Regions from separate parts of the Mus musculus genome. Here region 2 is linked to region 1. Evidence: chromatin loops called from intact Hi-C (ENCODE). Cell type or tissue: left cerebral cortex. All regions are shown on one strand. Links, peaks and the distances in the headings refer to the core of each region. The heading gives the core; the rest is flanking DNA. Region 1 holds the start of Cebpz (CCAAT/enhancer binding protein zeta). Region 2 overlaps Atl2 (atlastin GTPase 2).

Region 1 (16,267 bases), core at 6,024-8,523:
CGGAACCATCACCCTCAAACAAGCATGCAGGTGAAACACCGATATAGTAAATAAAAACAAATCTTTGTGGTTTCATGTAAGTTAAGTGCAGTCCCAAGGTAGAAAGCTCTGGGGACCATTTCTTTAAAGCAAGAGAAAACAGCAGTTAATCTGTTCCCAGTGTGGGGTCAAAGGTAGGTCTGGGTTCGACTATAACCCAACAGCTGTCACTGATGACAGTAATGAACACAGAGCACAACGTGCCTTCACGCAGAGAGCATTCCCTGTTAAGAAAACGATGGCATCATTCGTCATCAGGGAATGGAGGAGGCACTTGGCTGAGAAAGTGCTTCCTACATAGCAAGATGACACATGAGAGACAGCGTAGCCCATAGGGTTTCTGGACTGCCACTGTGACTGCCACCACAAAGTGCCTCAGTGCTGTGCTCCAGCTTCCCACTGGGAGAACTAAACTGGCAAGTGAGAAAACAGACTGGACTATCCTGCAGCAACATAAGCTTAGAAGAAAAACTCAAATTCATACTTGAATGAAGGCTTCTGCAGGGGTCGCACAAGGCGCCAAGACGAACCTCAGTTTATCAGAAGCTTGTGGGTCGACATCAACAAACACTTCTCTCCATCCGCGTGGTGTTTTCTAAACAAGATACATGAAAATACGCATTTGCAAGCACTTAAAACTCGATGCCCTAATGAAGGAATAACAAATAGAGCTATTGGAGAAGCAAGCAGCATAGGGCTGCACAGAGATGGAGTCAAACCCAGCATGAGCAAGCAGGCGCTACTGCTGTGACAAATGACTACATTACAGGAGACTTACTCTTAGCCTTAGAGGTTGCTGTGGATACAGCCTATCACTAAACTCAAATTCTCACACAAAGGATACAGGAAATTCAAGCCTTGTAACTTAAGCACGTGTCGGCAAGTCCTCATGACACGGTCATTCCCATCACAGACTCTCTCATATCCATACCCAAAACTAAGAATTCACAGCCACGTTCCCAGGAAAATAAGAAGAGCCTGGTGGATGTTTGCTTCTCCATCACAGTCATGAGCGGCCCACATAACACTAACTTGGGCAGGCAGTGGGGAAGCACCATGCTCACAGCACAGCTCTAAGGCCTCTGCTTAACCGTAAACAGGACTTTCCCAACAATACCTGAAATTTATGCACAGGAAGAACATCAAAAAACTCATGGGCGAGGTACAAGCTGTATCCTATTTACAAGTACAAGAAAAATACAGTTATTCGGCATTTCAAAACAAACAACTCCATTGAACATTAACCCTAAAAAAAAAAAAAGAAAAGTGCCGATTCTTCAGCAGTGAAAGCAGGGGTGCTTCCGTAACCACCATCCAGGCCAGGGGTCCCCAACCTTCCTGAGTACCGCTGAGACCCTTTAATACAGATCCTCATGCTGTGGTGACCCCCAACCATAACATTATTTCATTGCTCCTACACAACTTTAATTTGCTACTGTTATAAATTTTAATATCAGATGTGTAGAATATGAGATATGCAACCCCTATAAAAGAGTTGGTAAACCCCCAAAGCGGTCTCACACCACAGGTTAAGAACTATGAGAAACTCAGTGTAAACAGCACACACACGAACAGTCCCTCCTCGGTCTGCACATCATGGCCTGAGAACTGAACCCCCAGGGTCAGCTAAGTCTCCCACTCGTCGCTAAGCCCCCAAGCAACGAGAGTCAAACGCATCAACTGTGAAGGAATGTGACCTTGAGGTCAGAAATGGCTTTTGGCGTCCTGCTGAGGCGCTTGTCTCCACGAGGTCAGTCTCCTAGGCTGGTAAACCACCTCACCTTGCTTGCCTTTGGGCAACTAAAGATTTTTTTCAAGAGATTAATGACTAAACCCATCTACGATCACTTTCTTCAGCTGCTCTGGGGCATTTCACCATCAGTACTATCCTAGATAAGGGGAATGCTACAGAGTACAGAGGTTTCCATTTTGGGTTTCTATAAAATGATATGAAATCTACCACTCCTTTATGTTACGTGATAGTCTATTATTGTGTTCTTTGCTGAAAAAAAAGGAATCAGCTATTCTCTGCAGGTAAGGGACTTGGAAGTGGTAACTATGAAAGTGTAATAAAAAGCTGGTCGGCTGTCACAGCTGTGGAGCGCTCTGACCAACGGTCTGCCTTTTAATCAATGTGAAGTTATACCTTCAGGAACATCCTTCAGGTCTCGGTACCAGGAGACTGGAATCCCAGACTTTGTGACACCTTTCATGTACACCAGGGATTCAGCGTCTCTCTCCAATGGGACCTTCTCCTCAGCCAGTGTCAGTGCTTGGATCTCACTTAGTTTCTGGCTCACCTCTACAAGGTGTATTGAGATGGCACAGGTCTTTAGCACAGACCCAAGCTGACTGAACACCTAAAATAAAAAAAATAAATAAAAAAATAAAAAAGGAAAGAAGCCTCTGTCTCAGTTACTGTTCTGTTGCTGTGGAGACGCAGTGGCCAAGACAACTTAGAAAGAAAGCAATAACCAGCGCTTCATTAGTTTCAGAAGGTGTGTCCTTGGCCATTACAGTGGGGAGAATGGCAGCAGGCAGGCAGACATGAAGCTGGTACAGTGGAGAATGGCAGCAGGCAGGCAGACATGAGGCTGTCCCTGTGGCTGAGACCTTACATCTCATCCATAAGTTGGAGGCAGAGAGTGGGAATGGGCCTGGTGTAGGCTTTGGAAACCGTTAAGCCCATCCCCAGTGATATATCTCCTCTAACAAGGTCATTTCCTAATCTTTTCCAAAACAGTTCTACCTAAGAGAGACCAAGCATACCAAGGTATGAGCCCACGAGGGCCAAACCACCACACACCAGCAAACACACTGTGTCAAGTAAAAGGGGTTTCTGACTGCTCAGCACAACTGTTGAGTTGAAACACAACAAAGATTGACCCCTGACCCAGGTCATTCTCCAGTAACATGTAAGAACCATGTCTATTAGAGGTTAATAAGCACCATCTATGTAAGAAATAAACTACAAGATGGCTTCCGAGTAACAATTGACTATTAAAAATAAGAAGATTTAGCATCCACACAGTGTTTCAGATCAAGTACTCGGAAAAAAAAGTCCAAGAAAATAAAATACAGGGTTGATCTAATAAAACCTGGTGTCTATTAAGACTCTCTGGGGACAAGATGAAACAGTATCCTCTGAGCCAAATTAAATGGCACTGGTGGCTTGACTGAGCCTGGGAGTAAAACACATTTTCAATTTTTCCTTCACTGTACAACAGTTTTTACTGTATGGAAAAATACAGGGGAAAAGGAAATACACTTCTTCCCAGCCTATAGCAGCTCAGGGCCCGCTTGCCACACGTTGCTTCCTCTACTTTTGGGAGTATGCAGATACAGACTAATCGTCTGACCTAGATTTTTTTTCTTCTTTTTTCTTTTGGTTTTGAAATCAAACTGTATATGAAAAAAACCTTGAAACAACAACTCCAGGTCAAATTTAAACAACAAAAGATCAAATTCAAACAACAAAAGGTCAAGTTTAAAATAGCTATTATAGGGGGCTGGAGGGAGGCCTCAGAGGTTAAGAGCACTGACTGATCTGCCTGAGGTTCTGAGTTCAGTTCCCAGCAACCACATGGTGGCTCACAACCATCTGTAATGGAATCTGATGCCCTCTTCTGGTGTGTCTGAGGACAGAGACACATACATAAAATAAATAAATAAATAAATCTTTTTTTAAAAAGTAAAATAAGTTAGCTATTCTATTTGGGATGCTTTGAAGCCCTTCAGGGGACTGGAATTAAAAGTATGCACTGCCACACCTAGCTAAGACAATACTATTTAAAAACTTCATTAAAATGTTTCATATTCAAATGGCTGTCAATTTTAAAAATATATAAAATAGAGCCCTGGAAACTTCATGAGTGGGATTTTTTTTGTATTTAAAATATAATCAGGATTCTTACTTGTCATTAAAAAAAAGAAAAGACTTGCTAGGTGGTGGTGGCGCACGCCTTTAATCCCAGCACTTGGGAGGCAGAGGCAGGCGATTTCTGAGTTCGAGGCCAGCCTGGTCTACAGAGTGAGTTCCAGGACAGCCAGGGCTATACAAAGAAACCCTGTCTCAAAAAAACAAAACAAAACAAAACAAACAAACAAACAAAAACCCTCTTCAATTCCTAATTTAAAAAAAAAATTTATCAAAAAAAATAAATCTATAATGATTCTATTTTTACACTAAATTGCCAAAAAACATACAAGTTGCCTTCAAAAATATTGATGAGTTTCAAAACAGCAAAAGCTTAAAGTTTAATAAATATTACTACATATCCCTTTAAAATATTTTTACAGAGTTCTAGGCAAAATGACAGGAAAGAGCAATAAAAGAATACCCCCCACTAGGACTCAGAGATGCTTGGTTGGTAAAGAGCCTGCTGTGCAAGCCTGAGACCTGAGCTTGTCCCTGGCACCTTGTCCTGCTGGCACACACCTTTCATCCCCACCCTGGGAAAGCAGAGGCAGGAGAAGGATGGAGCTTTCTAGCGAGTCAGCACATTTCCAACTCAATGAGAGATCCTGTCTCAAAGAGTAAGGTAAAAACCAATAGCAGAAGTCACCAGTGTCAGCCTCTGGCCTCCACATTACTCTGACATTGGATTTTAGTTGACAGATATATAAGAATTAGAAAGTAGGACTGAAAACCCAGATTAATAAAATTTGAAAACTAGTTCAAAAACAGAAAGAGGGATGTAAGAGAGGTTCTTTTAATACTTACCCTCAAAATATCTGCTGTGAGGGTGCCCCGACCAGGGCCAAGTTCCACCAGCTGGAATGCTGGGCTTTTTCCAGAGGCTATCCATTCACTAACAAACCACACCCCTAGTAGCTATGACAAGAAAAAAAACATTAAAGTGTTATACCATAAAACTCAATGTAAATACATACTTTATACCAAAAAGCAAAACATTTACAAATAATCCAATATAGGTCATTGGACATACATAGATCTATACAGATGCACACACACACACACACACACACACACACAGAGATCTGAATGCACTGGAACTTCACTGGGATTGTCAGGACATAGACTGCATAGGAAGCTCACTCTCAGGGTGAAGGGTGCTAAGCCCCATGGCACAAATAAGCAATCACTTATACAAAGGTACCAGACTTTGGGAACAAAAGGACGCAGAACAATTATGCCACTTCTTCTTACTCATGATTTCCAGTGTTACACAACCCTTAAATATAATTTACTTTCTCAAGCCTAGATTTCACTTGTTTATGTACTATTTCCTATTTTTAAGTCATCAAAGGCACTTTTAGGGAAGTAAATGAGCCACAACCCTGTTTCTTCCAGGGAGACCGCCACCGTGATCTGATTAAGTCAGAGCTGGCAGTTAGCTCACTTGCTTCTCTCTCTCTCCCCATTCAATCACATTGTTCATGGTTTTCCTCTTCTCAAACCTTTTCTATCTTCCGTTGTCCTTCACATGTTTCCACCTTTTTCTTTTCTTTCTTTTTTTTTTTTTTCTTTTTTTGGTTTTTCGAGACAGGGTTTTTCTGTGTAGCCCTGGCTGTCCTGGAACTCACTTTGTAGACCAGGCTGGCCTTGAACTCAGAAATCTGCCTGCCTCTGCCTCCCAAGTGCTGGGATTAAAGGCATGTGCTACCACTGCCCGGATTCCTCTTCTTTTTCTATAGTGAAATCTGAGTTTTTCAAGTGTTCTAAGTTTTAAATATTTGATGACTCACACACACACACACCATAAAACACTATTACACATGAGCATCGCTTGCTCTGCCCTCAGTATCTATAACATTTCTTTTAAGGTCTACATGTTGGTTATTACCTCCCCGAAGATTTGGCTTATTTCAGGTGAAGTAATAAAGTCTCCTTTTTCTCCTAGCATATCCTGATGCACATAATATCCCTGAGTAAAAGAGGAGAAATGGAAAAGATTAATTTTCAAATAAAGCTTTCAAAAGTGCTCCACCAAAATTTTATGGAATGCTTACAGTGAAGTAAGTATTTACCAAGAAAGTTCTCTCTTCTGAAGTAACCAAGATAAGGACAGAGTCTTTACCTAAATTTTACATAGTAGTAGTCATTTTGCAAAACTCACCAAACAGCAATTACTCAAGTAGAAGGGCTGCAGACAAGATCATCTCTCTACTCCTTGCCCTCTCCCACTCTTCCATACCAATGCAAAGTCTCACTTTCTTCTCATTTTAGTTCTCCCTGGCATCCATTCAGTCTATTCAAACAGTGTCTTCACTGACTTCTCTCTCCAAAGACTCCCAACCCAAAACTAAATCCAGTGCTTTTTTTTTTTTTTAAATAAGACAACAATTACGTTTCTTACAAGGCTTAATTATCTGGGGAGAAGACTTTGTCTTAACTTCATATCCCAAGTTTTACCATAATGCTTAACCTTCAAGAAAGACTCAAAGCTTTCTTTTAGCCAGGCAGGTGAAGACCACCTAGAATCCCAGCACTCAGGAGGGTAAATAAGAAGATGCTGCAAGTTCAAGGTCAACCTCATACATACAGCGTTTCCCTTATACAAACAGCAGAAATCCACAACCCCGGTTAGAAAATCAGCATTCCTTTAACTCAGGAAAATTAAATTACATTCTGTCACCTAAACTCCGCAGGAATTTGTCATGACCTCTTTTTTGGCACTGCCCTTTAACGCAAATGACAGATAAGACTATATTCCAAGGACTTCGGCGGTGGCTCAACACCTGATGGCTCTAGAGGCCTTCGGGCTCCTCTGTGTACACACACTGGGTGGTTCACGCTCCCCCTACGTTTACCTTGGCTGGGTTAGTCAAAACCTCCTTCATGTACTCGGCCACAGTGATGGGACCTGTAGACTTTATTTTGTACATAAGATGCCGCAGCATCGGTGTCACCTGGTTGCTTTCTGCCGGCTCATTCCCGGAGCTGTAGCATTTCCCTCTCCAAATACAGGGAAGGCCTGAAAAGCACGATTAAGCACCGCCCGCATTAGATATCTCCATTTCATTTACACGCGCAGCAAGCAGCCTAAAGCTTGTAAGGATGCCTCGTTCATCACTAACTTCGCCCCAACGTCAGGACCCGATGGAGGCAAGGCATGCACCGAACCCATGACTACAAGCCCCTCCACACAGCTAAGCCTCTCTGTGGACCAGCTTCCTGCTCCAGCCCCAGGTGAGCAACGGAGGGACCAAGGAGCCGCGCCATACGGTTTCCATGGAAACAGGATCCTGCAAGGGGACTCTCACCCGCGCGGGCCACGCAGCGTCTCACCAAAGCATTCATTCCTACACCCCGAGGCCAGGCTCCGCCCCGGAGGCGGGGTTTAAACGGTATTTCCTGAATCGCCCTCGCAATAGGAAGTGCGTCACCGTAAAGCGGAAGTAAGCTCCGGGCTGCACTCGCGTGTCCAGCCCGCCATGTCGGCCGACCAGGAACCTGTGGCGTTCCTTGCCAAGCAGCCCTGGCGTCCCAAACAGGTGACAGAAGATCCGGATGAGGAAGACGAGGAGGATGGCGATGAGGGCAAGAATGGCTTCTCCCTGGAGGAGGTGTTACGCCTCGGAGGCACAAAGGTAAGGGCCGCAGGCTCTGGGGAAGGGGATGCTCACGGCTGCCGGGAAGGTGGGACCCGCAGCCCAGCCTCCGACCTGCTCTGAGAGCTTCCCACGCATTTACTGTTACCGCGCTTCAGTGGGAAAAAAAACAGTTCGGCTTGCATGTTTTCTCCTGGGTTTATGCCTCGTTAAAATGTAGGCGATCGGATTCTAACCACGTGGGCAAATGTTTTGAACACGACCGTATGTGTAATCTACATCTGCTAGGTTAAAAGGTTGGATTGAAGTCGCTAAAAGAACCTGCCAGTTTACATTAGCCTTTTATGAAAGTGCCTCTTCCTCCCTACACTACCTCATAAAGTACTTTCTATTATTGGAAGGAGTGTTGTATGTTTGTTGGTACACTCGTGTGGAAGTCAGAGGACAACTTTGGAATCGATTCTCTCTTTTATGTGACTTCCGAGGATCGGACCTAAATCACCAGGCTCCTTGGCATAGACTTGACCCACTGAGCCATCCCCTGCCCACTCAGATAAACCTTTAACCTTGCTCACCTGATGCATTACGAGTGCCTAGATCATTGCGATTTTCACTGGATTTTGTGACTGTCAGCTTGAGAATCTTTTCATATCTTGAAGAAGGTTCTTCAAAAGCCTTTTCCCTATTGTGTACCTATCTTTGGCACATTTTCCTGTTGGATATCTGTGAGTTTGCCAGATAATAGTGTAATAATTCATATGTGATGGTTTTTAAAAATGAAGTTCTTACTGAATTTCTGGGTTTGTAATACGGCCTTTTTTTTTTTTTTTTAATGTGTTTCTACAGCAAGATTACCTTATGCTGGCTACTTTGGATGAAAATGAGGAAGTGGTGGATGGGGGCAAAAAGGGAACCATTGACGACCTTCAACAAGGTGAACTGGAGTCATTTATTCAGAATCTGAATTTGGCCAAATACTCAAAGTCTTTGATTGAAGAAGATGAACCAGAGAAAAAGGAAAACACCAGCAAAAAAGAAGCAAAACTACTGAAGGTGGAGAATAAAAAACAAAAAGCAACAGAAGGAAAAAAGACATCGGAAAAGAAGGTGAAAAATAAGACTGTACCAGAACAGCGTCCTGAGAGCTGTCCCGTCTCCAAAGCAAAGAAAGATAAACAACCCGATGTGTTTGAATTTCTAGAGAGACAAACAATGTTACTCAGGCCTGGAGGCAAGTGGTACGACATGGAGTACAGCGGTGAGTATTCCTTGGAGCTGCAGCCTCCAGATGTCGTGTCCAAGTACAAAGCCCTGGCCCAGAAGCTGTATGAGCACGAAGTCAGCTTATTCAAGAGTAAGACAAACAATCAAAAGGGAGGCTCTTCCACCTGGATGAAGGCCATCGTGTCATCAGGGACACTAGCTGACAGGATGGCGGCCATGATCCTTCTAATCCAGGATGATGCTGTCCACACTCTGCAGTTTGTAGAAACCCTGATGAGCCTTGTGAAAAAGAAGGGCAGCAAGCAGCAGTGCCTCATGGCGTTGGACACGTTCAAGGAGTTGCTCATCACAGACCTTCTGCCAGACAGTCGGAAGCTCCGGGTTTTCAGCCAGCATCCTTTCCACAAACTGGAAGAGTTGTCCAGTGGCAACAAGGACTCGAGAGATAGAAGACTGATACTGTGGTATTATGAACACCAATTGAAACACTTGGTAGCAGAATTCGTCCAGGTCCTCGAGACTTTAAGTCATGATTCCTTGGTAACCACTAAAACGCGGGCCCTGGTAGCTGCCCATGAGCTGCTCTGTGATAAACCCGAGGAGGAAAAGGCTCTTCTTGTGCAGGTGATAAATAAGCTGGGAGATCCTCAGAACAGAATTGCTACGAAAGCCTCCCATCTGTTAGAAGTGTTACTTCGGAAGCATCCCAATATGAAAGGAGTTGTGTGTGCAGAAATAGAAAGGCTACTCTTCCGCTCAAATATCAGCCCCAAAGCTCAGTATTATGCAATTTGCTTTCTAAACCAAATGGTCCTCTCCCATGAAGAAAGTGAGTTGGCTAACAAATTAATTACTCTTTATTTTTGTTTCTTTCGGACTTGTATCAAGAAAAAAGACATTGAATCAAAAATGCTCAGTGCGATTTTAACAGGGGTGAACAGAGCATACCCTTACTCCCAGATAGGTGACGACAAAGTGAGGGAGCAGGTGGACACTTTATTCAAAGTGTTGCATGTTGTAAATTTTAATACGAGTGTGCAGGCTTTAATGCTACTTTTCCAAGTAATGAATTCTCAACAGACAATATCTGACCGATATTACACAGCTTTATACAGGTAAGTGCATGAATGTGGTGGAAACTTTGCTGTGGTATAGCATATATAGCATAGGGTAAAAGGTTGTGTGTGTGTGTGTGTGTGTATACACATACATACATATAGGTATGCATATATATGTACCTATATGTATACATACATACTCATATTTCACATAGGCACCCTCAGTAACTGAGTATTCACCAACTTTGAGCACGTAACACTTTGACACTTTGCTACATTTGTTTTAAGTCTTACTAGAGAGTCAGGAACTAGAACCAGAGGTGGAATTGAAATTCCGTTTCCCCAATACACTCAGTCTAAATCTCCCTCCAGTTCTTCACACAGCTGCTGAGTAATTCTTTCAACAAGTGATTTTTTTTTTTTTTTTTTTTTTTTTTTAGTGCTTGTATCTGCTGCCCATGTACTGGGCGTGTAAGATATGGCACCACCAACAGACATCCCAGCCCTGCAGATCCTTACTGGAAGTATGCTAAAGAGTGCGTGTTAGGAGTTCCAGATTTCAGGCTTTGGTTTGGTTGTATTATGCTTTTTCTGCCTTTAAGCTTTGTTTGTTGAATCACACAGCTGTCCTGTATCTCGCCGAGGCAGATAGTGCTGCAGTGGAAGCACGTTGGGTCTGCCTTACATATGCTGTGTTGAGGAACTTTTCTATTTTCTATTTTGCTTTTTTATTTTTGAGACAGGTTCGCACCGTTTAGCCTCGACTGCTCTAGCTCTGAAACCCATAGAGACCCGCCCGTCTCTGACGTCTGAGCGCTAGAATTAAAGGCCTGTTCTATCACTAATTTGTTTTTATTTTTTATTTATTTTTTTTACAGTTGCACATCTGTATCTAACTTATGAAGGAAAATGTAAAGTAGTTTAGACTTAAGCCACACTTACCATGATCTGAATCCCAGGCAGTAGTTTGCCATGTGCAAATTGGATAAATTATTTAACTATCAGTAAAACCCTACTGGAAACTTGACGAAGCTCATTTTTCTTACTGTATTTTATTAGTAAAATGCAGGCCCGTGCATCCACCTTTAGTCCACATTAGGAAGCACCTGCTGCGCTCCAGCAGTGAATGACAGACAGACAACTGGAACCTTACAGAGCAGTGCTTAGGGCCAGTGAGACGGCCCAGGGCATAAAGGGGTTTACTGACAAGATTGCCAACTTGTGTTTAGTCCCCAAGACCTACATAGTGGAGAGAAAGAACAAACTCTGAGTTGTCCTCTCCAACTTGCTTATCTCCTTCCATAGGCATACACCACACACACACATACACACACCACACACATACACACACATTTTCCAAGAAAACTGTATAAGGGAAAAGCTTTATTTGGGATAATTACTGAAGGCTTTCGTCAGTGCCTGATTGGACCCCTCATTTAGGAAAACAGCACATGGAGGAAGCTTATAATAGAACAGTCTGATTCCTTTGACCCTTGGGAGAAAAGGCAGGGAAACTGAGGACTCTGAGTTTAGGGAACTGCAGAGCATAAACAGAGAGAACATCAGAAGAACTGAACCTATTTTAGGAGCTGTGGACATGCAGAGAACATTCTGGACTGGGACGGTGGGTATGAGGGAGTGCATGCTTAGTCCATTGGGTCACATCTGAAGGACTCAGAATTTCCGTTTTAACTACTCATAGGTGGTCTACACTAGAGCCGTGTTGGGGGTGGGGAGGCTGCCCCGCTCACCTCAAGAGTAAAGAAAGGCAGACACTTGGGTCATTTCATCTGTGCTGCATAGGACAGAGGTTATTTCATCTTGCTTCCTAGGGCTCGGTCTTTATTTTGTTAACAGCTCACTGTGTAGCCCTGGCTAGCCTTGAATTTGCTATGGAAATCAGGCTGACTGAACTTGAGAGCTGCTGCCTCTGCCTTCCAAGAACTGGTTAAAAGCAGATTGAGTAGGTGTCAGCTTTTGTTAATTGGCGTGTGTGTAACCTTTCACGAGGGGTCTGTATCACTATTTAAAAAAAAAATGAGAAAAAAGTCACAAAAAAGTGGCTCTTAACTGATGATGTCTTTCCTTTGTACCAGTGTGTTCTTTCTCTCGGGGGTCATTGATTCTCACAATATCTGATAAGACAGAAGTAGTTGCTTATTGTAACATATGCAGGAAAGGTGTCCCTAAGATGAGGTTGTTGTAATTGGTTGTGGAGTCTGTAAACTGTGACTCCTGGATGTGAGGATGACTTTAGGAATGAACACTTGACCTTGATTTCATTTGACAGAAAGATGTTGGATCCAGGCCTGACGACATGTTCCAAGCAAGCGATGTTTCTCAACCTGATCTACAAATCTTTGAAAGCTGACATCATGCTGCGCCGGGTGAAGGCGTTTGTGAAGAGGTTGCTTCAGGTCACCTGCACACAGATGCCGCCATTCATTTGTGGAGCGTTGTATCTTGTGTCTGAGATCCTTAAAGCAAAACCAGATTTAAGAAGCCAACTAGATGATCATCCGGTGTGTTCTCTACTGCTTCTTGACCTTAGTGGGTGCTGGTGTGCTGGGTGGGGGCTTTTGTGTGTATGTTTTTCTTTGCTTTACCGGTGGTAAGTTAGTTTCTCTGGAATGTGACTCTAGAGTTGGAAGGAGCCAGACTTCACTGCCGGGTGTACAGCTAAATAGATGGGCAGCTTGCTCAACTTTTCCATCTATTACATAAGAAACTGCATTACATTAGAAATTGCAGTCATATAAGGGAGTTATAGGTGATTATAGAATGAGTAGACCCTTTCCGTCCATTTCCTCGGTTATGAAATAGAAATAAATAGTAATAGCACCGGTTGTCGTGGTTTATAACATGACAGATGTTTGAGGATTCAGTTGTAAAATCTCTTGGCTGAGAACTTGGCTCTCGTGTTTAGGAAGAGAGTCTGTCTTCTGTCTCACCTGGGTGGCCGTCAGGCCTGGAGTTTCACTTGATTGCTGTTTCTTCACCCTTTACCAGAATTGCAGTGAGTCTCTGAAACTCTGCACCACATAAATGAATACAGACTTCATTACAATTCCCATTGATTAACAGACTTCATTACAATTCCCATTAATTAACAGAGTCATTGCTACATTTCGTTAGGAGTCTGACGAAGAAAACTTCGTTGACGTGGGAGATGACAGTGACGATGAAAAGTTTACCGATGCAGACAAAGAAACAGCAACAGATGCAGTAAAGGAAGTAGAGTCAAAGGAGACAGAGCCTGAGAGCAGCGCAGAGGCCGAGAAGCCGAAGGCCGCTTCCTGGGTGCACTTTGACAACTTGAAAGGTGAAGTCCTTTGGCTTGTTCCCTTGAACTTCTAAACGAAGGGATTAGTTTCTTCTGTTAGCTTCATATATCTATGAGTATGTGTGCGTGTGAGCACACGCATGCACATGCGTGTGACAATTCTGGAGGTGCAATGCATAGCCATTGTGTGTGCTGAGCAAGTAGTGAACTACATCTGCAATCATGAAGTGAAATTTTGTTGGTAGGGAATCACAGATAATCTTCATTAACAGAATTCCGTGTTTTAAATAAACCTTGGAGATCAAGCAGATGCCTTTGAGGTGTGGGAATTAGGTGAACACTGATAAATGATGTACACTGTGAATCATTAATTTCTGTTCTAAATAAGAGTTTGAGCCTCATCGAGCCACTTTAATCAGCACATGAAGGCACCCACCTGTGGGCCACATGAAGTTTGATTCCTGAATGGACCTGTATTTGACACAGCTCTTGACCCTTCTTGATTTTTGTGTGGCTGTCATATTCATTGCAGTTTCTTACAGAAAGTTTTTTTTTATTAATTTTTTATGTGTATGTGTTTAGCCTGTACATATGCCTGTGTGCCATGTGAATGCCTAATGCCCAGGAGGCCAGAAGAGAGCATTGGATGCCATGGAACTGGTTTCCAGACAGTTGTGAGCACCATGTAGGTGATAGGACTTGAACCCAGGTCCTCTGGAAGTGCAGCCAGTGCTCTTAACTACTGAGCCGTCTCTTCAGCCCCTTAAAGCAAGTTTTTAAGATAGACTTTCTGAGAAATAGAAACCTCAGGTGTCTATGTACACACACATCAGAGGAAAAGAAGTCAGTTAATAGAATATTAGAACCAAAAGAAAGCTTAGAAATGAGGTCTTTATCTGAGGCCACAAAGAAAAAGAACACCAGCTTTGCACTGAGGGAGGCAGTACCAGACTCATTTCTTTTAGGACCTGTGGTGAAAATAGCTCAGCTTTAAGTGTCCACTTAGATAGATTAAAGAGCATGCTGGTAGTCAAGGAAAGTTTTTTGTTTTTTTAAAGATTGATTTATTATTATAAGTAAGTACACTGAAGCTGTCTTCAGACACCTCAGAAGAGGGCATCAGATCTCATTACAGATGGTTGTGAGCCACCATGTGGTTGCTGGGAATTGAACCCAGGACTTCAGAAGAGCAGTCAGTGCCCCATGAGGGAAGTTGTTAAGGGATTCATCTGTTGGAAGCACACAGTGTTGTGCTTTAGGAGGATGACGAGCTTGTGCTAGAGCTGTAGAGTTTACAGTGGACGTTAAAACCTTGCGGGGCCAACGAGACAACTCACCCAGGGAAGGGGAGGCACTGCCCCTAAGCCTCATGGACTGACTTCAGTCTCGGGTCCCAGATCGTGAACTGCATGGAGACACGGCTCCTAAATACTGTTTTCTGACCTCCACATGCAGCCTATGGCACTTGCACACACACACACACACACACACACACACACACACACATACACACACATGCTTAATAAGAAAAAGTAGAAAGCAAACCTAAGTCTCTTTTATTTTAGAGTTTCTGCAAACATACAAATCTGTTCCAGGAAAAAACTTCCTGAATGTAACTTAATAGCAAGGATTTGCAATACCACAAATGAAATGCTCTGAAATACTCTAGACATATTCCTCTAGGTTATTTCCATCTTTCCTATTTAATACTTGTTTTCTTAGCACTTTCTCTGGCTGATTGAAAACTACTGAAGAATCGGTCATTTGGGAGATGGAGCCAGCATGTTGCAAAGTTTTTTCAGGAAAAAAAGTGTTTGAGTAGACAGACATCAAGATAAATTCTTGAAGGGACTGGACATTTTTATCTAACATTGGATTAGTGAACTACTAACACTTGAAGATTAGGTCATTCTGTGAGAACATTAGTTTGAAGCATCTTCTTGAACTAGGAATAAAACATTTCAAAAATTCTGTGTTCTTAGGTGGCAAGCAAATAAAGACATATGATCCATTCAGTAGAAATCCTTTATTCTGCGGAGCTGAAAATACAACTCTTTGGGAGCTCAAAAAGGTAAAATAGTTTCAACTATCTTTTGATTAGTTTGTGACACATATTCTTCCTTCATAGATTTTAACACATTGAATCTTTACTTGCAAATGATGAAGAAGCTAACGTGAAAGCACACACTGGCAAAAACATAGTGTGTGTGTTCATTCTACAGAAACATTTTAACTGATGTACATGTAAATAAAAATACCATATCTAGTTTACAAATAAGAATGTGGATGCATGTGGCTCTCTAACATGTCCTGCTTTTGTGTGAGAATAGAAATCTTTTCCTATGTTATTTTGTAAATGAAGAAGAGGAGTTAGGCTCCTAATAGCCTTTCTGTAACCAGAAGGCAATGAATTTCTCCCTGTGACTCTTGAAATGTGAGTCTTCTGCCAGGCAGTGGTGGCGCACGCCTTTAATCCCAGCACTTGGGAGGCAGAGGCAGGTGGATTTCTGAGTTCGAGGCCAGCCTGGTCTACAGAGTGAGTTCCAGGACAGCCAAGGCTACACAGAGAAACCCTGTGTCAAAAGAAAAGAAAAGAAAAGAAAAGAAAAGAAAAGAAAAGAAAAGAAAAGAAAAGAAAAGAAAAGAAAAGAAAAGAAAAGAAAAGAAAAGAAAAGAAAAGAAAAGAAAAGAAATGTGAGTCCAGATGTTCACAGCACTCCATTGAGTCTACAAGACCACAGCTACTGTCCTGGAAATGTCCATGTGTCCTTTGTCTGTCCTTGTGCTAGCTGCAGCTCTGCTGAGATTAAAAAAAAGATGGGGGAACTGCTGATGCCCTGTGCAAGTCAAGCTGGTGTGTTTGTAGCCATTACTTCTTTATATTCCTCTCTGCGTGTTCCTGTAGTAAATAAGGGAGGGAAAAGCCAGGATCACTTGGGAATGATTAAGAAATAAATAAATGCATGCCAGTGTTCCCTGTGTGAATGGAAAGTGCATATTCCCACTCTTGCTGTGCACCTAAGTATGAAGGATGAGCTGTCTCAGAGTAGAACTTGGTCAGCTGTTCCTGATCCATGGAGCTGTATCCTAATAGACACTGACTGGCATAGTTTACTCTGTCTGAGATACATTTGCTTGTAAATGAAGT
Region 2 (16,267 bases), core at 8,141-10,640, 900 kb before region 1:
TTGTAGCATCATAACTTTTTCTTTCTTTTTCTTTTTTCTTTGTTCTTTTGGGAGAAGCATCTTTTTATTTCTCACATTCCTGATTATTTTTGTCATTAATTTAAATTGAATTTTTTATATCTGTTTTTATATGTACTCTTTTTTTACCTCATGCTTTTGTTTGTTTTGCACATTTCTCATACCACAGGTATTGAAGCCCCTGGGTGATAATTTGATGGAGGAAAACATAAGGCAGTCTGTAACAAACTCTATCAAAGCAGGCCTGACTGACCAGGTGTCTCATCATGCCCGATTAAAGACAGACTGACAGTTCATCTGCTCATGGACTCCACTCTCCCTTGTTCATGCTTGCTGTACAATGAGAACTCAGATAAAATAAACCAAAGTTTACAATCAACTGTAGAAGTAGTTTAGTGTAACTGGCTTCACAGATGGCCGCCACAGAGTGTGAACGTTGTTTGTTGGTTTGCAGCCTTCTTTGCTGTCTCCTTAGACTCGGTGACTGCCTGAGGAGCATCAGGTTATCATGCACACTTGTGCCATGGTTAATTCTTTTCTTTCTTTTTACCGAATTCAATGTTAGTGAAATTTGTCTTATGTAAAAGGATATTTCAGGGAAATATTTTAAGAAATCTATTTAGAGTCTCTTTAATATAGTGTCCCATTGAAATTTTAATTTTTAGAGAATTTATGAATCACTGTATCAAGAATCAGATGGGAATGACAATGAAGCCTTTACCGAGCCACTACATTAAAAGTGTATATTGCTTTACTGCCTTCAATTGCCAGTATTACATAAATGCATGTTTCAGAAACTTCACACAAATCACATGAGAACTCTTGTAGCTGAGAAGGTAATTCTGAGGTGTACATTTGTCTTGCCTTTTTAAATTTGTAAACCTGCCCTGAAAGGAGATGCATTATCTGGGAAACTGAACTGTCTTTTTGCAGTTTAGCCTTCATGTACATAAAATATGCCATTAATTTTATTGGGGGAAAAATTCCATCCAAAAATGTTGCCTACAGCTATGAGTTAAGAGTGTCTACAGCGTGTAGCTTTCATTTTCTAAAGATTACAGGTAGGGCATGTATATGAATTATAAATATATAAATACAATTTTGTATTAAAAGTTTTGTAGTTTATGGCAAAACCTGGTTCTGTGGTAGGCTACTGAGTCCAGTCCTGTGACAGGAGTGTTTGTGGCTCGTGTCACTGTGTGAACGCATAGACAGTGTGAAGTTTTGATATATTTGTGATATTTATCTTCCCTGAGCACTGCAGTCTCACCCCCAAGAGAATTCAATGGGAATGTTTTATTGTGACTTGTCCTCTGTTGCATTTTAAAGTTATTTCCTGTAATTTATTTTCAGTACATAATTAAAAATTTGTTGTATATATAAAACGAAAGTTGTGATTCTTTTTTAAGGAATTCTTTCAAGTGTGTATCTCACCATATAACATTGTTCATGCTGAAAGAGGGTGGGTCAGGGTGCACCGAGTTAGAGCTCAAGGTATTGTACTTTAAAGCTGAGCGTGTAAAAAGTTATTTTTCGTGTCTTTTTATGTAAGGGATATTTTTTGTGATAATCTATCTGGGGATTTAATAATTTTAATCTTTTCTCCATCTCTTCCCCCACTCCCATCGTGTGTGTGTGTGTGTGTGTGTGTGTGTGTGTGAGAGAGAGAGAGAGAGAGAGAGAGAGAGAGAGAGAGAATGAATATGTGTGTGTTTGCGTGTGGGCTATATATGTAAAGCTACCATTTTTCCAGTACTTATAACCTCCTTTACAGAGACCTATTAAATCGCTCCTATTTGGTTTTTAAGAGAATTCAGATGTTGAGTTGCATGCATGAAGGTCTGAGTTTGCTTTGATTGGCACACTTCCCTCCCACTCTGACCCAGTCCTACTTTATATGGATTGTATTTGTTTCCGTCTGTGGTAAGCAGCTGCCTTCTCATCTGTTCCTACACAGAACGAATCCATCCGAACAGTCTCTCTTTCTCTGACCACTTTGTTTTATGAATGCTGTAAATTGTTTTTATGAATGAAAAATAAAAAGTTTGTTGTATACTAGCAAGTGTTCTGAAATTAAAAACTTACACAGTTTAAAACTCCCCCTCCTTTTTTTTTCTTTTTAAAAGTAAAGTCTAGACCACTGGGCGCTGTAGTGTTTCTTGCTAAAATGGTGGTTTTCCTCTAGAAGTATCTTCAGGACTCCAAGGAAGACTTTAGTTTCGTCTGGAAGGCCCTGGCCATTGTTAGGTAGAGGCAGAGCAACCAGAACAACAGAAGGGGCCAGGGACAAATACCAAAATAACACTGGAATGGGTGCATTTTCTGTGCTACAGTTTTGGGTAATGATACAAAATAGGTTTTTCCTTTCTTTTAGAGATGAAAGGTTTTTCTCAGTGACAGAATTTATCTTTTTAAGACACATCTTGCGAAAGGAACAACCTTTGGGGCTCTGATGGTGAGTCTCATCTTTCATGAGTATAGATTGCTAGTCATCTTTGCTTCTGTAAACAACTTATTTATAAAATTAAATTGTGTTATCTCACTCATGAGGTTTTTTGCTTTCTTTTTAATGATGTATTTGTGTATCTGAATGTGGGTATGTGCACCTGAGTGTAGATGCCCACAGAGTCCAGAAGAGGGCATCTGGTCCCTCTGAACTGGAGTGGTTGTGAGTTGCCCAGGATGGGTGCTGGGAAGAGAACTTGGATCCTCTGAAGAGCAGCAAGTGCTCCTAACTGCAGTGTATAGTTTCAAACACTGAGCAGGGGCTTATTTTGCTTGCGGAATTGAACCACGCAGGCTAGAGACTTCACTTCTGGCATGACTGCTTTTTTAAAAGTTTAATTTTAGTTAAGGACCTTTCAAGAAACACCTTTAAAGAGGGTGTTTGATCTTGGTTCCTGTACAAATACCTATAATGGGGCTCGGGAGATGACTTAGTGCTTGCTGTGTAAGCATTAGGGGTAGAGTCTGAATCCTCAGAACCTACCAAAAGCTGGAATCCCAGGGCTCCTATGGCAAGATGGGGAGCAGAGACAGGTGAAGGCCCGGAAGTTCAGGCCAGATAGCCTGGCAGATGCAATGGTATACAACAGTAGTATACAACCCCAAGGTAGAAGGCAAGAACCCATACTGAAGTTGTTGTCTGACTGCTCCACACCAGGGCCTGCATGTCAGCATTCACACATGGATGTTCTCTCTCTCTCTCTCTCTCTCTCTCTCTCTCTCTCTCTCTCTCTCTCTCTCTCTCTCTCTCTCTCTCTCTCTCGCTTTCTCTCTCCCTCTCCCTCCCTCCCTCCCCCTCCCCATGTGTCACTTTTCTCCCCATCTCCCAAGTGGCCTTTTAGATACAGATCTGGTTTTAGCCAGGTAAGTAAGAAGGCAATTTTGATTGGCTGCTTAGGGCAGTGTGCCTCTATCACACACTTAGACTTTGGCTTGAAAATTAACAGTCTGAGTCCTTTCCTGCTAACCCAAGTGAGTTTATATGTGCATATTGATTGTCCATTCCTGGGATGACGAAACTCATCTTGGGAAGAATTGGCAGCTGTGTTCTGCCAGCCATCTTTGTTTCCCCTTGGGAGTACCTTATACATCAAATTACTGTCTTGTTTGAATTCTGTCTTTAGCCTCTGTCCATATCAGATAACTTCCAGGGAGTTTTTCAAAAGTTAATTTGTAATCAAAGCCAAATTGGAGCCAAATCTGAATCAGGGCAGAATTACTGCCTTATTGACTTTACTCTGATACTGGGCCCTAGGAACTTCTTTGGATATATATATATATATATATATATTACTGGATTTAGGCAGAGAAACTGTCCTTAACATATTGCAACAAAATACCTATGTTCTTTCTGCAGAGTGACTTCAGGAGCTCCTCAAAGATCTAGATCAGAAGTCACCAAAGATTTTTCTAAAAAAAGGTTTGGAGAAGGAGTAACATATTACTAGTTCAATAAACTATTTCCACAAGGTTCATGAAATTGAAGGAGATTCCATCAAAAACAAAAAGTTTCAGCATGGCGTGGTGCCACACACATTTTCTTAGAGCTCTTGAAGGCACAGGCGGAAGCAGGAGCATCTCTGAGTACTAGGCCAGCACTCAAGGCTTAAGGCAGGAAAATAGAAAATTCAAGACAAGCCTGGGCTACAAAGTGGCACCCTGTGTTTAAAAAGGGGGGGAAAAACCATGTCTGAAGCTTGAGATACAGAGGAGTAACCATCTTGGGTTAGATATATGCTGTTGGGCCACATTCCCAAAGACTGCCAGTACCAAAGCAAAGTGTGTGTGTGTGTGTGTGTGTGTGTGTGTGTGTGTGTGTTGGGGTTCATCTTATGTCTATGGGTGCTTTGTTGGCATATATGTCTGTGTCACCTGCTTCACTGGATTTTATTTGACATGAAAATAGGATTAGGCTATATATGGTAGATTTTCTTTCTCCTTGTTCTTGTTTTTTAAAAGTCGTGACAGAGTCTCATTATGTAGCCCTTGGCCAGCTTGGAATTAATTCACTGTGTTAGACTGTGCTGGCTGTGGACTCAAGACCCACCTACATCTATCTCCCTCCTGGGAGTGCTGGGACTAAAGGCAGGCACCACCACCACTTTGGGAGCTTTCCATTTTCGAGATCTGTGAACTTGCACAAATGCTATAGGACAGTTGAGCCTTAGCTTCTTCACCTGTAAAGTGGAAACCATAATTACATTTCAGTCACCTTACAATGTGGTGAGAATGTATCACTGATAGTTTTTAAATCCTTCATGTAGAGATGCTTTTTAAAAAGCTTCCTACCAAGTTAGGCCTATTTTAAACTTGGTATCTGCTTTGTGAGGGACGACTTTAGGAGGAGGGTAGTAAGTTTTGTCTGTGGGAAGATAGCATTCTAGATTAGGCTCCTTGGAAATGAACACTCTTATTTTTTGTGTTTTATATTATCAGATATCTTATACACAGTAAATGCTCAGAACATTTTGTTGATCCACTTTAAATTTTTCCTTCCTAACTCCATGCATATGTGATGTACTTCGGTCATAGCTCCCCAGTATCCTCTCCCCTTCCCACCCATTTTCTTCTCAACACGTTTCCCATGCATTTTGATGTTCACAATGTTTTTACATGGGCTAAAATAGTTATCACCCTGCCTATCTTCTTTTTCTTTAGACCTGTAACAGCTCCTGTTGAGTTAGGTGGGTGCTTGGTAACTATTCGCTCCTAGATGCCAGAGGCTGTATTTTCTCCCATGGCATCAATATACTAAGGCAACCAGTAATTAACTAAAACCTGGTAACATGCTGTGGAAGAGATAGGGGTGAAGTCTTAAATATTTAGATGATCTTTAGAGCTTTTGTATAGCAACATGATTTAATAAGCTTCCTGTATGTCTGCCTATACCTAGAACTAGGCTTATAGTACTATCTGTTGGAATAAAGTCCTGGTGATATTAATCTTGTGATAGACAAAGAATGTTCACGTTATTTAGTACAGAGCACTTTGTTCTTGGAAAGAGTAAAGGTTTAACATCCAAACTATGTGTATGTCTCTGTCAGTGCCATAGTCCAAGAGTGGGCATGCTCATCTTCACTTGTATGTATGTGTGTGTGTGTGTGTGGTGGGGCAAGATTAATTTGGGGTATCTTTTTCTATTGTTCTCTGCTTTGTTTTGGGACAAAGTCTTTCACTGACTCCAGAACTCAGTGATTGGTCAGCATTCCACCCCTCCCCCACCCCAGGATCCTCCAGTCTCAGGTGTGAACTGCCATTGCACAGCTTTTTATGTGAGAGTTGGGAATCCGAACTCAGGCCCTGGTGCTTATACAGTAAGCATTTAACCCACCGAGCTGTCTCTCCAGCCCCTCACCTTCATTTTTATCATCACCTGGGGCTCAAAGAGGTCACTTATATTTACCAAGGCAGTCTAGGATAGAAAGCTAGATCTATAGCCCCACAGACAAAGAGGAGAGAACTGTGTCACCACCAGGGAGAACCACACAACAGTGCACTATTAAACAGCATAGTGTAAGGTGACTGCAGGGAAGGGCCCCAGTGGGTGTAGCAGCAGTGGCAGTGGTTTGGTAGCAATATAGATGTTATAGAAGCAGTATTTATTTACTCAGTTCAATCATTTCACAAAACTTATTAGGTAACATGTCATATGTAAATGCCAAGCAGTAATAATGTACCTGTGTAACGGTCTCATACAGGAGGGCCAAGAAAGAAGGCTGTTAAGGGAGAGTATAGCAATTGCAGAAGCACTTGTTTGGTTGGTTTATTCATTCCACAATCGTTTATTGGAAGTATTTATATGCATGGGAGAATGTCAATGAACAAAAGGGGAAAGGATGCTTTTTTTTTTAGGAATGCCAGACAACAACGAATGTATCAAAGCAAGTTTTTATGGTTTGTTAGAGTGTGATAGCCCTTTAGAAGAACAGAACAAGCTAAGTGTCGGAAACAGACAAGAACATTCTATTGGAAGCGGGACAGGCAGGACTCATGAGAAGGGATGAGCTGTGCAGAGAGAGGAAGGTAGGGGATGCACAGACAGGTATATGGGTGTGCTAGGGATGAGTGTGGTGTCATCCTGAAGGGACGGTTGGAGGCAGGTAGGAGAGGGATGGTCGGGGTCCGGGACATGTGGGTCTGTCAGGCTGCTAAAAGAATTACTCAGGAGAATTGGGAGCCATCAGGGCAGGCTGAGCAGCGAGTGCTGGAGCTGTCTGTATTTAACTGGGCTGTTTTGACTGCTGTGTTGAGAATGGATGTGAGGGGGGAGAGGACAGTAGAGAATGTGCCTGAAATCTTCCATGTAAGCAGTCATGACCCTAAGTTAGAGGGAAGGAAGTATATTTTGGAAATGTGTTTGTGAAGTAAGATGCTACACTAAGTGCATGTCCTAGGTAGGAGGCACATGGCTTGTTATTTAATTTTGATCTTTACCGTTGTGTTTGAAAAAAAAAAAAATTCAAAGATAGGGAAGCTGATGCTGAGAGAGGCAAGACCAATTGTCCCCAAGTGCCTTGTTTTTAAATAAACCAGGGTTCTTAGTTCTAAGAACAGGATCCACTCTGGATAATTGAAGCAGGAAGGGAACCATAAAGTTTACTGAAGCTTGCCGAGTTCTTAGGATGCTCAGCAGCTCTTCTTGGAGCAGCTCTGAACCGTACCTTAAAACTAAACATTCAAGGAGCCATAGCGTGATGCAGCTACTGTGCAGGATGGGAACAGCCTTCAGTACCCCTTACCTCATTATCTTTTTTCCTTGGAACACCCACTTGCAAAATAATGTCTGGCTTCTTAAGGTCTCTCTGTGCTCTCCCACTTACCCTATCTGAGAAAGGGTACATTTCTACCAGGGGAATTACCAAAGTGGGGGATGCAGAATCCAAGCTGACCGCAGCTCACCCTCTGACGGTGCCCCACCAACTTCTACAACAGAACACAACTCTCGTATGAAGCTTGGTGTTCCCCCACCTAAAGAGAGGGCCCCAAATCCCTATTTGGAATCGGATTCTGGATTCTTGTGACGCACACGTATATAAGGATGTTCCCAGTGTCATGCTGTCTCCTCACTGAAGTCCCATTTTCTCTCAGGTGGGTAGTTTACTAAGGTACATGGAATGTTGAACTCTTAGCCCTAGTATGAATTGTTTATATTCAATAAACGGAACCCCCAGTAAAGAGGATGCCTGTATCACCAAATTTGCTGTCACTAAGGACGTGTCACTGGATGGCTGAGTCCACCTGGGAACGGAAGATGACATAGACAGTTGTATGGTCTCCAGTCACCTCTGTTGTCTTGCAGGCAATTCTTTGGCTTTATTCACTCTATGGCTTTTAGATACTAGACTCCCAAAGAAGTAATTTCTTGGCAGTCATATATAGAAACTTCACTTACATCTTAGACGTCTGAATGTTATAATTGAGGTGGTTTGCGTGGCCTGTAGGAATTATTTGAAGATTGTTCCTGATTGGTGTTTAGGTGACAGCGCGTGCCTGATGGGCACCAGGTTATTATTTTTCCTTTCCCCCCTTTTTAGTGGATATTTTCTTTATTTGCATTTCAAATGTTTTCCCCTTTCCAGGTCTCCCCTTCTGAAACCCCCTACTCCATCCCCCTCCCCTGCCTCTTTGTGCTCCCTCACACACCCGCCAAATCCCATCTTCCCGCCCTGGCATTCCCCTCCACTGGGGCATCGAGCACCCTCAGGCCCAAGGGCCTCTCCTCCCACTGATGCCAATAAGGCCATCCTCTGCTACATATGTGGCCGGTGCCATGGGTCCCTCCATGTGTACTCTTTGGTTGGTAGTCCAGTCCCTGGGAGCTCTAGGGGGTCTGGCTGGTTGACACTGCTGCTCCCTCCATGGGGCTGCAAACCCCCTCAGCTCCTTCAGTCCCTTCTCCAACTCGTCTATCAGGGACCTCTAGTTTGGTCCAATGGTTGGCTGCGCGCATCCACCTCTGTATTTGTCAGGCTCTGGCAGAGTCTCTCAGGAGACAGCCATATTAGGCTTCTGTCAGCAAGCACTTCCTGGCATCCATAATTGCGTCCAGGTTTGGTGACTGTATATGGGATGGATCCTCAGGTGGGGCAGTCTCTGGATAGCCTTTCCTTTAGTCTCTGCTCCACACTTTGTCTCCATATTTCTTCCTGTGAGTATTTTGTTTTCCCTTCTAAGAAGCACTGAAGCATCCACACTTTAGTCTTCCTTCTTCTTGGGCTGCACCAGGTTATTTCTAAGCATGTATGAATAACAACATTGTAAAATATGTTTGTCTTTCTGTTTTTCCCTTCCTTCCTTCCTTCCTTCCTTCCTTCCTTCCTTCCTTCCTTCCTTCCTTCCTTCCTTCCTATTCCTTCCTACCTTCCTAACTTCTTTCCTTCTTCCTCCTCCTCCCTCCTCCCCCCCTCCTTCCCCTCCCCTTCCCCCTCCTTTTTTTGGTTCACAATTCCACACCTGCTCCGAGTTGGAAGCATGTCTTTCTTGTTCACTCATTCACCCAGAACATATATTAAATGTAACACAGACACTAAGCTACATGTGTGTGGGGGGACACATTAGTGAGCCACATGTCCATGACTCCTCGTTAGGGTAGCAACCTGTGGGTCGAATTCTCCTCGGTGGGGGTGTTGAAAGACTTTCACAGAGGTTACCTAAGGCCACCGGAAAACACAAATACTTACATTATGATTTATATAGCAGTAGCAAAATTACAATTATGAAGTAACAACAAAAATAATTTTATGGTTGGAGGGTTACCACAACATCAAAGGGTCACAGCATCAGGAAGGTTGAGAACCATTCCTTTGAGCCTTTGCTTTCCTGCTTAGGAGGCCGCTAACCAGCCAAACCTCACCATTCCTTTCTGGTTGTAGCAAGGGCTGTAATTCACCTCGAGCCCAGCAGAGGACAGACGAAGCCTGCTTATGAAATTATTCACTGTCGCCTAGCCTTTTCCATATAGTAGATTGTACCTTTGTTCAGCTTTGGAGAGAAACTAGAATCTGGCTTTGTATTTGTGCTTGTTATTTATTTGATTTTAATTGTTCTGACATCAGATCAGAAAACATGTATTTCTTTTTTCTTTTTTCTTTTTTCTGTTTTTGTTTTTGTTTTTTGAGACAGGGTTTCTCTGTGTAGCCCTGGCTGTCCTGGAACTCACTCTGTAGACCAGGCTGGCCTTGAACTCAGAGATCTGCCTGCCTCTGCCTCCCAAGTGCTGGGTTTAAAGGCATGCGTCACCACTGCCTGGCAGAAAACATATATTTCTAATTTATTTATTTTAAAAATTACTTATTTACTTACAGTCCAGCTGTTGCTCCCCCCCCCCCGTCATGGTGCCCCCTCCCACAATTCCTCACCCCATTCCTCCTCCCCCCTGTGCCTGACAGGATGCTCCCCCACCACCAGGCCTCCCTACTCCCTGGAGTCTCAAGTCTCTTGAGGACTCAGTACTTCTCCCACTGAGGCCAGACCAGGCAGTCCTCTGTTATATAGTGCTGGGGGCCTCAGGCCAGCTCATGTTTGCTGCATGGTTGGTGGTTCAGTGTCTGGGCACTCTCAGGGGTCCAGGTGAGTTGAGACTGCTGGTCTTCCTAGGGGGTTGCCCTCCTCATCTGCTCCTTTAATCCTTCCCTTAATTCAACCATAGGGATCCCCAAGTTCAGCCCAGCGGTTGGGTAAGTATCTGGGTCTGTCTCAGTCAGTTGCTGGTTGGGCCTCTCAGAGGACAGCCACGCTAGGCTCCTGTCTGTAAGCACACCAGAGCATCAGTAACAGTGTCAGGCCTTAGTGCCTTCCCATGAGGTGGATCCCCAGGTGGGCTGTCACTGGACCTCCTTTCCCTCAGTCTCTTCTCCATTTTTGTCTCTGTGGTTCTTTTAGACAGGGACAATTCTGGGTCATTTCATCCAAAGTAAAGATTTTTCCTGGTGTAGTTGCTGGAGGAGCTCTTTTAAAGAGGGGATCCTAGTCTACTATAATTCCCCTTAAGAAACAATGCAAAGAAGAATCTGTATAATGCCCAGACACAATCTCTAGATGTCCAATGACAGAATAAAATCAGGGATCCAGAAGTGCAATTGGAGTTTGGGGAAAACAGTTCTGAGGCCCAGATGATCTCTTCAGGGTCTTTCTTTCCAGCTCTTCTTGCCTTGTTGGATTCTGGTCCTTGGAACGGACCCACATGGTTGTCCCAGCTCTGACTCCATATAATGTTCTAATTCAATTACATTCATCTCCTGGTTTATTGTCTGGGTGATAGCTGAGATAGTGGGAGAAACTGTTGGCAACTTGACAGTCAGTTGATAAGCAGATTTGAGACCGGTGTCTTCAGCTGCAGCCAGACCCTGGCTAGAGGGCAGGGTCAGGTTTGAGACCCAGGCCAGAGGACAGAGCAAGTTCTTAGAGAAGGCAGCTGATCTGGACAGGTTAGGTGGACAAATCTCATCTGGTCCTTCACATACATGTACAGCCCAACAGTTTACAAACACACTCACATGCGGTACTTGTTTGTTCACCTGCTTGGTCCTTCTTGTTTACTCAACAATATGTACATGCCCTGTCTACATCAGGTACCAGAGCAGGGATGCTCTATCAGACCCAATGTTTGCCTGAGAGCCTGTTGTCCTTAACACACTTGTATGAGGATTAGGAGTGCAGGTGTGACCAGCAAGTGACAAAGTGACGTGATTACAGGGACAGCAAGCTGAGGCTCATGGTAGACAGAGGAAGACTTGGCATGGGCTTGAGGGACAAGAGGACCAGTGAGACACTAAGTGTTTTGCTTATGTTTACACCTCACAGAAACCAGGAGGTGGGTAAGGAGGATAAACATGGTGTCTGATTTGATTGCTGATAAAACAGAGGTAAGGTAGTTGCTTGGTACCAATGGCATTGGAACCAGGACCACCAGATCTCCTCATGTCTGGTCCAGGACTCACTCACCCTCCTCTGCCCTGGGTTTGCTCTTGACTGGGATAACCACATTAGTGGGGTGCTTGGAAATGTGCTGTGGTCACCTCGATGCCTGTGGGGAAGCTAGGGTTATTAGGGGAGTGTGGGAAAGGAGGGAATGGGGCTATTGTCACTGTCTGAGAAGAGGCAACTGGGGATTAAAATTCTGAACCATGACAGGCGATTCTGGGTTCTGTGACAGCACTGGCAGCAGTGATAGTTCACGAGCCTGTCACCTCAGGCTGGAGAGGCTGAGGCAGAAGGATTGCTTGAGCCTAGGAGTTCAGGCCATCCTAGACAACTTAAGGGACAGAGGGTTGAAGAGAGGGTGGAACACTGATAGCCAGGATGGATAGGGAAAGAGGAGACGTCAGAAAGGCTTTCCCCGTGTCTCAAACAGGCTTCTCCGTTGGGATTTGCAGGAACAAAGATCCAAACAAGATAAGGTAAAACAGGGTCCTCAGTGAATGGCCCTGTCCCAGCACATGACACAGAGAGCTTAGGAAGTCAAGGTGAGGGCGGTTGTCGCTGTCATACCCCATCATTTATTGGCTTCCTTCTCAGCCAGCATCCCTTGAATTGGGTCTCTCCATTCTGTTGCCAAACACAAGCGAAGGTCATGCTGTGTGGACCAGAGGATAGAGAGTCACACACAACTCTTAGACTCCATTCATGCCATTTCCCATCACTAGGAAAATGAAGTCCTCCTAAGACTCAGCTGCCACCTCTTTTGTTCTTGCATTATTTTCCTTGACTTGGTAGTTCATCTGGGTCACTTTCTGTTATAAAAGCAGTATGATAGACTTGTGGAAAATTCCACTTCAGCCCAACACCATGGGCATGACCCACGGCAGCTAATGCTGAGGGGCACTGTAGGTAGCACCCAACTCTAAAACTTGTGGGTCATGATCCCTTTGAGGGGTTGAGCAACCCTTTCACAAGGGTAGCCTGAGACCACTGGACATACCAGCTATTAACATTATAATTCAGAACAGTAGCAAAATTACAGTTATGGAGTAGCAACAAAAATAATTTTATGGTTGGGGTCACCACAACACAAGGAGCTGTATGAAAGGGTGGCAGCATTAGGAAGGTTGAGACCCACTGTTCTAGAAGAAGCCACCTGCTTACCCACCTGTGGCTCCTGCAGAGGCCTGGGGCCCACTCTTTAAAGGAGTTAGAAATTGAATTGGAAAAATTCATCACAAAATCAGCATATGACATCATTAAAAACAGGCTGGAAGAGACAAAGGGGGATTTGGTTTTAAAGCAAGCTGTTAACTTTTGAGTTACCCGCACTCTAAAAGTAAACTGTCCCAGGCACCTCTTCCAGAAAACCTCACAGCCCTAGTCTGACAGATTCAGACCAAAGGACAGAGGAACCTCCTACCAAACACTGGACCAGGGCCCTTTAAAGCCATGAAGACTGTGGCAAATGAGGAATGTTAGAATGTGTCCCAGACTGGCTGAGATTAAGAAGTTGAGACTTGAAGAGTATGAGGTTCTGGGGCATCAATGGGAAACCCAAGGTATCTCAACAGCATCCATGCAAACCTCTACTTGTCCATTCTGACAAAGGTAGTGACAGCTGTGACCAGCAGTAGACGGCAGGCACACAGAAACTCTCTGCACTGTATCAGCAGCCTTCCTGCAAATCTCAAATTATTCCGAAAGAAAAAAATCTCATCAAGGACAAAAAGTCCCTTCTGTGCCCAAGATAACCTTTGGCTGTTATGCTTTCAAAAGCAAGATAGGTTCCCAGCATCAAAACAAATGGTGTCCTTCCTGCTGGGGCCTTGGAAGCATCAATCAGACAGCGATGATCGTTAGGGTCATTTCCTTTGGAGCAGATGGTGTCAAAGACTCCTAAAGTGGGACCATAAGCACGTGGCTCTTCTTGCAACTGTCCGGTTCAAACTGTTGTCTTCTCTCCTGTCAATGAGGAGTGTGTGGTGCCCTCTTTCCACTCGGACTGCACCACAGCGACTGGGAAGGATTCAGAATTCAGAGGCAGAGGGTTGGGGAGATGGTTCAGTTGGTAACGTATTTGCCTTACAAGTTGAAGACTTGAATTTGGATCTCCAGAATCCAAAGTTTTTATTATTTTTATTTTTTAAAACATGTATGGAGCACACCTGTGATCCAAATACTGTGATATAGGAAGCAGAGACAGGGGGAATCTCCAGGATTAAGAGCCAACTAGCCTGGCCCATGTCGAGTTCCAGGCCACTGAGAGACAAAAGGTGGAGGGCACCTGAGGACTGGCACCATAGGTTGTCACACCATGAACAAATACATTCCACATATGGATACTCCTCACCCCTCCTGCATACACACACACACACACACACACACACACACACACACACACACACAAACACACCACACACATACACACACATACACACACATACACACACAGACACACACAGACACACACATACACACACACACATACACACACACACATACACATACACACACACACATACACACACATACACACACATACACACACACATACACACACACACACATCACTTGACCTAGACACAGTCTGAAGGCTGACATTTTGCTTAAAGTTATTTGGATTGACCTGCTAAGCTGTGGCTTTGGGTTTGTGTGATGAGATTCAAAAGTCCTTGCCCCCCCCCCCCCCAAACATTCTCAGTGTCAAGAAAATTGATGTCCCCTCCAACTCCACAGGAATGATATCACTCTGAAGAATTCCCAGGCAATTATCCCTCCTTGCAAGGAAACAGCCTCTCCTTTCAGGGCCCAATCAAACAACCACAAATCAAAGATTGTTGGATATGTTCCACTAATAGCACAGAAAGCCATTAGCTGGAGTCATCTGAAAAGGGAAATGGCTTAGATATTTGTGGTCTCACAGGAAAAGCTTCTGTAATGTCAGATGGCTGTTACCAAGTGGCTCAGTGGAGTCGAGCATCACATCTCTCAGAGAGAGACGTTATTTATTTATTACCCACACAACGAACAGACTTTCCCTTGCTCACTTGCTTAAGGCTCAGAGTCCTCTCACGTTGAATTAAACCTAAAAGGAGAAGCAACACACACAAATGCCTGGCTTTCAGTTCTCGTTGTGTGGGAGGAAAGGAAGAAGTCATCTTCTGAGGTTCTCTGTGGACTCTGCAAGATTCTCCCTTCTTCAGTCTTCATTAATGAACTTGGATTCACTGGAAACATTCCACTGGGTTGAGGCCTGGCTTCCAAGACAGCCTCTACTTAAATGAGATCCTGCACCAATAACTGCCATTAATCTAACAGAAGCACCTATTTGGCTGGCGCAGGGGCACTTGTTCCTAGTCTCCTTCTTTGTGATTATTAAGGGTTGCAAACTCCATGACTCCATGGCCTTGGCCAGAGGTGGGCATAGTACCCCACTCCTCTGGTTGCAGTGGTTGGTTTAAGGACAGGACATGTGACAAAATCCTGTCCTGTTAGATGCCTTTCCTCAGTTGGTTTTATGAAGAGCTGGTGATGAAGGCATCTTATGCGGGGGAGTGGAGAGGATGGGGGTCAAGGGCTGCTAGAGGCTGCTGTCAGTCACAGGAAGAAAACCTGTTTGAAGAGAATGTCAAAGGAGTCAGAGAAAGAAGTGTCCTTGTGGCATGGAGACCTAGGTTTAGGTACTGAGTGTGTGTATGTATATATGCATGTGAATGTGTGTGACTGTGTGTATCTGAGTATATGTGTGTGTGTGTGTGTGTGAGTGTATGTGTATGGGTGTGTGAGTGAGTGTGAGTATGTTGGTGTGTGTGAGTGTGTATGTGAGTGTGTGATTGTGATTGAGTGTATGAGTGTGTGTGACTGCGTGAGAATGTATATGAGTGTGTGTGAATGTGTATGTGTGTATGTGAGTGTGTGTGAGTGTCTAAATGTGTGTGTATGAGAGACTGTGTGAGTATGTGAGTGAATATGTGTGTGATTATGTTGGTGTGTGCAAATGTGTGTGAGTGTGTATGTATGTTGGTGTAACTGTATGTATATTTTTTGTGTGTGCAACTGTGTGAGTGTGTATATGTGTGTGAGTGTGTATGATTGTGTGACTAAGTGTGTGTGTGGTTTAAGTTGATGTGTGTGAGTTTGTATGTGTGTGTTTAAATGTGTGTGTTCCAGCATCCTTCTATTAAAGTTCCATTATGACTAAGCTTTGTGTGCTGTGCTTCTGCTAGAAGCAAGGAAGAGCACTCTGACACTGATCTATGCAGTTTTCTCTCCTCTCTAGCATGCATCAATCACACTGGAGACGTTTCTTATGACATTTTAGTCTTTATAATATGTTTTGTTTTGTTTTTTTGGTTTTTCAAGACAGGGTATCTCTGTATAGCCCTGGCTGTCCTGAAACTCACTCTGTAGACCCGACTAGCCTCGAACTCAGAAATCCACCTGCCTCTGCCTCCCGAGTGCTGGGATTAAAGGCGTGTGCCACCACGCCCGGCTTAATATGTTTTATTATTTCATAATATCATCCACACATACAACATGTTTTGGTTAAATCTGCATCCTGTTCCTTCCCTTGCAGTGCCCCCTTTTCTTTAATTTTCTCCCCAGCCACGTTTATTTTTGCATATTTACATATTGAAAGAATAAATATTGTTTTTAATAATTACACACCTAAAACAATCAACAGATTCAATGAAACCATCAAAACACTGTTGGACAAATTTTGTTTACAAGCACAAAAGTCTCTGAACCACTAAAGTAATTCCAAAGAAAAAGCATAAAGTTGGAGATAACATAAGACTGATTTCAGTCACATCACAGAGCT

Evidence for each region. Peaks named below come from ENCODE experiments on the same cell type or tissue, not always from the same donor. Only the 100,000 strongest peaks of a DNase experiment are listed, where the experiment ranks them.
Region 2: a loop joins it to region 1, with 3 times the contacts of the local background. A loop is called at or near these places in 2 of 42 quality-filtered maps.

The regions. Positions count from the first base shown.
Region 1 is chr17:78,928,201-78,944,467 of GRCm38, reverse strand. Cebpz (CCAAT/enhancer binding protein zeta) reads left to right here and starts at 7,398. Exons shown (of 16, transcript NM_001024806.2): 1 at 7,398-7,593; 2 at 8,401-9,893; 3 at 12,127-12,358; 4 at 12,972-13,158; 5 at 15,102-15,190. The coding sequence starts at 7,438. Ndufaf7 (NADH:ubiquinone oxidoreductase complex assembly factor 7) reads right to left here and starts at 7,333. Exons shown (of 10, transcript NM_028611.3): 1 at 7,267-7,333; 2 at 6,814-6,977; 3 at 5,847-5,927; 4 at 4,763-4,873; 5 at 2,186-2,399; 6 at 1,157-1,215; 7 at 524-634. The coding sequence starts at 7,303. In left cerebral cortex, for the core only: no CTCF peak of the experiment used is centred there; a DNase peak (open chromatin) is centred at 7,342; H3K4me3 peaks cover 2,050 bases; H3K27ac peaks cover 1,468 bases.
Region 2 is chr17:79,834,199-79,850,465 of GRCm38, reverse strand. Atl2 (atlastin GTPase 2) reads left to right here. Exons shown (of 13, transcript NM_019717.3): 13 at 188-2,076. The coding sequence ends at 307. Among named protein-coding and RNA genes, the nearest start is that of Atl2, 54 kb to the left of the region's middle. In left cerebral cortex, for the core only: a CTCF peak has its summit at 9,413; a DNase peak (open chromatin) is centred at 9,417.